2 separate regions of the Homo sapiens genome follow, and region 2 is linked to region 1. Evidence: read pairs that join two places in POLR2A ChIA-PET (ENCODE). Cell type or tissue: GM12878. All regions are shown on one strand. Links, peaks and the distances in the headings refer to the core of each region. The heading gives the core; the rest is flanking DNA.

Evidence for each region. ChIA-PET counts read pairs that join two places held together with the same protein. Peaks named below come from ENCODE experiments on the same cell type or tissue, not always from the same donor. Only the 100,000 strongest peaks of a DNase experiment are listed, where the experiment ranks them.
Region 2: POLR2A ChIA-PET joins it to region 1 with 12 read pairs; 6 of 35 experiments call an interaction of 5 or more read pairs at or near these places.

What each region holds. Positions count from the first base shown.
Region 1 is chr1:37,461,493-37,464,397 of GRCh38, forward strand. The region is part of intron 1 of LITATS1 (lncRNA induced by TGF-beta and antagonizes TGF-beta signaling 1); the gene reads right to left. Among named protein-coding and RNA genes, the nearest start is that of LITATS1, 11 kb to the right of the region's middle. In GM12878, for the core only: no CTCF peak of the experiment used is centred there; no DNase peak of the experiment used is centred there.
Region 2 is chr1:37,791,626-37,794,530 of GRCh38, forward strand. It overlaps MANEAL (mannosidase endo-alpha like), which reads left to right and starts at 2,222. Exons shown (of 4, transcript NM_001113482.2): 1 at 2,222-2,905. The coding sequence starts at 2,558. RefSeq lists silencers at 2,129-2,178, 2,439-2,558. In GM12878, for the core only: no CTCF peak of the experiment used is centred there; no DNase peak of the experiment used is centred there; H3K4me3 peaks cover 702 bases; H3K27me3 peaks cover 128 bases.

The DNA of each region.
Region 1 (2,905 bases), core at 296-2,795:
GCAATATTTTTCTAAAAGTAAATGGTTATATACCCTTTGTTATAGGCTGAATTGCATCCCCAAAAATTCGTATGTTCAGGTCCTATGCCCCAGTACCTCAGAATGTGACCTTATTTAGAAATAGGGTCATTGCAGATGTAATTCATTCAGATGAGGTCATACAATATGACGAGTCCTTATGAGAACAAGAAATTTGGACATAGACATATACACAGGAAAAACACCATGTGAACATCAAGGTAAACATTGGGGTGATGTTTCTCCAAGCCAAAGAATGCCAACGAATGCCAGCAAACCACCAGAAGCCGTGGGAGAGGCATGGAACAGGTTCTTCCTTACAGCCCTCGGAAGGAACCAATTCTGCTGACATCTTGACCTTGGGTTCCCAGCCTCCAGAACTGAGACAATAGATTTGTTGCTTAAGCCACCCAGTTTGTACTTTGTGATGGCAGCCCTACCAAATCAACAAACTCTAACTCAGCAAGAGGAATTTACCCTGCTACGTATTTGCACAGTTGCAAAGTGATACACAGACGGAGGCATACATTGCAGTATTGTTTGTGATAGTAAAGACTGGAAAAAACCTAAATGTTTATCAGCCAAAAACTGCCTAAATAAACTATAGTACATCCTTCCAGTGGAATATTTTTCAGCTGTTAACAGTAACGAGAAGCTGGGTGTGGTGGCTCACGCCTGTAATCCTAACAGTTTGGGAGGCCAAGGCAGGAGGATCACTTGAGCCCAAAAGTTGGAGACCAGCCTGGGCAACATGGCGAAACCCTGTCTCAACAAAAAATACAAAAATTAGCCAGGGCTGGGAGCGGTGGCTTATGCCTGTAATCCTAACACTTTGGAAGGCTGAGGCAAGTGGATCACTTGAGATCAGGAGTTCAAGACCAGCCTGGCCAATATGGTGAAATCCTGTCTTTACTAAAAATACAAAAATTAGCAGGGTGTGGTGGTGGGCACCTGTAATACCAGCTACTCAGGAGGCTGAGACAGGAGAATCACTTGAACTAGGGAGGCGGAGGTTGCAGTGAGCCGAGATCGTTCCATGGCACTCCGGCCTGGGCAACTGAGCAAGACTCTATCTAAAAAAAAAAAAAAAAATTATTAGCTGGGCATGGTGGTGCATGCCTGTAGTCCCAGCTACTCGGGAGGCTGAGGTGGGAGAATGGCTTGAGCCTGGGAGGTTAGGCTGCAGTGAGCCAAGATCACACCACTGCACTCCAGCCTGGGCGACAGAAGACCCTATCTCAAAAAAAAAAAAAAAAAAAAAAGAGTGGAATAAAACAAAATGTTTAATCAGTCAAAACCTGCCTAAATAAATTATGGTACATTCTTCCAATGGAATGTTTGTCAGCTATTAACAGTAACGAGGCAGCTTAACATGTACTGATTGGAATTATCTCAAAGGTTTATTTTTAAGTGAGAAAAGCAAGGTGCAGCTGGTTATAGAAAGAGCTTCGTTTATATAAAAATAAAGAGCAACACCTCAGAAATAAGAACAAAAAAGGAAAAGAGAGAAAAAAATCTGGAGCAAGATATCCTCAGAAATAAGAAAAAGAAAGAAACAAAGCCAAATATATATGTGCAAACATTTGCTCCTGGACGCATAGATTCCATCTGAGAAGAGACATAAGAAACTGCTAACTTTGCTTGTTCCTAGATAGCAGAGCCACTTCCCAGGACCAGGACCAGGGGAAAGGGATCCTGTTTCTACCATAAATATCCCTGCACCTTTTGAACCTCTACCTTGTTAATGGATCACCTGTTCAAAAAAATTTTTTTAAACCAACTTTTTTTTTTTTTTTTTTTTTTTTTTGAGATGGAGTTTCACTCTTGTTGCCCAGGCTGGAGTGCAGTGGCACGATCTCAGCTCACTGCAACCTCCGCCTCCCAGGTTCAAGCGATTCTCCTGCCTCAGCCTCCCAAGTAGCTGGGATTACAGGCATGTGCCACCTGGCTAATTTTGTATTTTTAGTAGAGACGGGGTTTCTTCATGTTGGTCAGGCTGGTCTTGAACTCCCGACCTCAGGTGATCTGCACACCTCAGCCTCCCAAAGTGCTGGGATTACAGGAATGAGCCACCGCACCCGACCAAAAAAAAAATCTAGAACTTCAAAAATGAACATTTTAAGAGAAAATGTAGTCATTTTAGCTTTTCATCTTTTGGAAATAACAGCTATTCATAGCTGAAATGGGTTGTTTGAGGAGGTGATATCTTCTCTCTTATCTCTTCATTTAGAAACCAAGCACAAAGTTTGTTTTTAAAACAACTAAATAAATCACAAGAATGAAGTATAAGATGCAAACGTTCTAAACCACCATGAATTGCAAGTATATTTATTTTTGTTTTTGTTTGTTTGTTTTTTGAGACGGAGTCTTGCTCTGTTACCCAGGTTAGAGTGCAGTGGCACAATCTCAGCTCACTGCAACCTCCGCCTCCCGGGTTCAAGTGATTCTCCTCAGCCTCCCGAGTAGCTGGGATTACAGGCATGTGCCACGACGCCCAGCTAGTTTTTGTATTTTTAGTAGAGATGGGGTTTCACCATGTTGGCCAGGCTGGTCTCAAACTCCTGACCTCAAGTGATCCACCTGCCTCAGGCTCCCAAAGTGCTGGGATTACAAGCGTGAGCCACCACACCTGGCCTGAAAGTATATTTATTTTTGTAATTCATAGCATGTAGTTAAATTTCGATCTACAATAATAATTTCAGTAAACATTCAGTTCCCAAATCAAGCCTGACAACTTATTTTTAATTTATTTGTCTGTAAACCTTGCTTTTCCTCGTAAAATTTAATTCTTTCTTCCCTAAAACTCTCCTGACAGATATAAATTCTATTAAACAGTAGGCATCCCTTTATTAAGTAGAAAATCATCAAAAGTAGCCTTTAAAAATAA
Region 2 (2,905 bases), core at 180-2,679, 330 kb after region 1:
GGGATGACTGGGAGCTGGGGAAACCTTCCCACTATTTTTCCAAAACCTTCACCACCCATTCCCTGTTCTCTTAGTTCCTCGTTAATGATTCTTTCTGTTTCCTTCTTAGACTCTCTCCTTCCTCTGCCTGTCCCAGAAATGCTGGTGTTCCTGAGAGTGCCGTCCTTACCCGTTTTCTTCTCTTTCTTTCTTTCTTTCTTTTCTTTCTTTCTTTCTTTCTTTTTTTGAGACAGAGTCTCGCTCTGTCACCCGGGCTGGAGTGCAGTGGCGTGATCTCGGCTCACTGCAACCTCCGCCTCCTGGGTTCAAGTAATTCTCCTGCCTCAGCCTCCCAAGTAGCTGGGACTACAGGCGCCTGCCACCTCGCCTGGCTAATTTCTTGTATTTTAGTAGAGATGGTGGTTTCATCGTGTTGCCCAGGCTGGTCGCAAACGCCTGAGCTCAGGTAATCCACCTGCCTTGGCCTCTCAAAGTGCTGGATTACAGGCTTGAGCCACTGCACCCAGCCTCTTCTCACTCTTTCTATTCCCAGAGTCACCTCACTCTTTGGTAGACATGGTATTCTCTCCAACATTTAACCCACTCCACAAATGTAATCTCATCTAGTCATGGTAATTCTATCCCCCTCGGCAATAATTTGTCTGGCATAAAAAGGCCTAAACCAGATTAGACCAAGGAGATTCAATGAGATGTTTGTTTAGGACTTCTGGGAAAGAGAAATCAGTCTTACCCTTGCCTGTGGAATGGGAAGAGCAGTCAATAGCCATAGCAGCCATTTTGTGGCATGAGGGGAACTGGGTTTGTATATGAAGTCAGTGGTGGGGAGAGTAGAGCAGTGAGACGGGAACATCTCAGGTTCCTAATGACATTGTTGGATCAGAGAAAATACCCACTCTGCCCTGCCACTGGGCTCCTTGCTTTGCAAGTTGATACACTGGCATATTCCTTAAGTCAGGCTGAATCGGGTATGGGCGACCTGGAGCTGAAGGCATTCCACTTCATTCACATTTACCACCATAAGGTCTCTCAAGCTCACTTTCCTCGGCTGCAGGTCTACCAACACTTCCCAAGCTCCCTGCTCCTCTTCCTGGGTTCCCTACAATTCATTTTACTTAACCAATAAGAACTGGGTGCCCGCCATCATCCCAAGCTCTGTTTTAGACATGCAGACAGGGAATGAAACAAAGTTGCTGTCATTGCGGACCACTGAAGGAGGCATATGATAAACAAAACTATCTTCTGAATAAATGAAGTAATGAATAATGCAGTGTAGGAACTCTATCAATAGCGAGTGAAAAGCTTATTATCTACAGACTATCACACCAGGGGCTGGTACTCACTTAAACGGCACTAGGAAGTGAGTGTCAGATGCTGTTCCGGCAGCCCTTGGCGTCTAACAAGGTAAATAAGACGGGGCCTGTCCTCTGGAGCCCAGAATCCAGGAAGAAAGGCGCACATGTATTGAGCGCTTGCTTTTCAGGCCCCGTGGAAGTGCTTTACGGGAACCATCTCATTTAATCCTCCCTGACTCTAGGAGGTTCTCCCAGGAGAGACCGCTCCAGACGACATCAGGCCTACAAGCCAAGAAATGCAGCAGGCCTCTAGAAACTGAGAAAGACCCCCAGATGACAGCCAGCAAGCAAATGGGGGCCTTAGCCCTGCAATTGTATGGAACTGAATTCTGCCATTGAGCTGGACGTAGATCCGTTCCTAGAGCCTCCAGAAAGGAGTGTAACCTGCCAACGCCTTAATTTTGGCTTCGTGAGATTCCAACCAGAGAACTCACTAAGCCACACTGCGACCCGGCAGGCTGGGCAGTGCAGCGAGCTCTGGAGAGTGCGCCCTGACCCGGGGTCCAGGCCCGGTCAGTGTGACCTTGCGCGAGTCACGGTCGTCCTCCGCCCGCCAGGCCCCGGACGGCGTCTGCAGGGTCCGATTCCTGGGGATTTCCCGACGCCCCTTCCCCCGAGGTTCAGGGGCTGCCTGGGGTGCCGGGGAGGGGGGCCGAGGGATGGGGGACCTGGGGCTAGAAGGGTGGCACTGAGACCCGTAGGGAGGGGGCCAGTGAAGTGAGTAAAGGTGGATCGACGAAGAAGGAAATCCTTGGGGAGAGAACCACCGACGCGCGCTTCTTTCCCCCCCCCGCCCCGCCTCCGCCCCCGCCCCCGCCGCGCCGCCTCTCTCCCGCGCTCCGGAAGGCCTGCGTCCCCGCTCCCCAGCCAGGCGCCACCACCTGCCGCCCAGGCAGCCAGGCGACTCTTCTTTCGCGGGTCACGCGGCCTGACTCAGGCCCCTGCTCCTGTGGCCCCGAAACTCGCCGTTCGCTGGGCCTTGCGTTGCACTCGGCGTGCAGTTCCCCCTCGGCTCGCGGCCACTTGGTCCGCGCCGCCTGCGTCCTGTGTGCCGAGCCCGCCCGCACTGCGGGGACAGGCCGGGCGCCGCCCACGCCGCGCTCTGCCGGGCGCACAGTCTGCCTGGGAAGCGCGCGGCCGGGCGGGCGGCCATGGCGCGGCACGCTGGGAGGTAGCGCGGCGGCTGCAGGAGCGCACAGTCGGCCATGGCCCGGCGGCGGCGCCGCGCCTGCATCGCTCTGTTCCTGGTGCTGCTCTTCGCCTTCGGCACCCTCATGGGTCTGCGCACGCTCAAGGCTCCGGACGGACTCCCGGCGCTGGGCCCGGGCCTGGAGCTGGCGCCCTTTGAGCGACGCCCAGAGGGGGCCCCCGCGCCCGCTGCCAGGGCCCCGGCAGCCCCTGCCGCGCCGCCCCCGCCGCCGCCGCCGCCCCGCACCGCGGACCCTGGCGGCTCCCCTGGGCCGGCACCCGCGGAGGCCGAGCCCGCCCCCGTGCAGAGCCTGCGCGTCTACTCGGACCTGCACGCCTTCTACTACTCGTGGTACGGGAGCCCG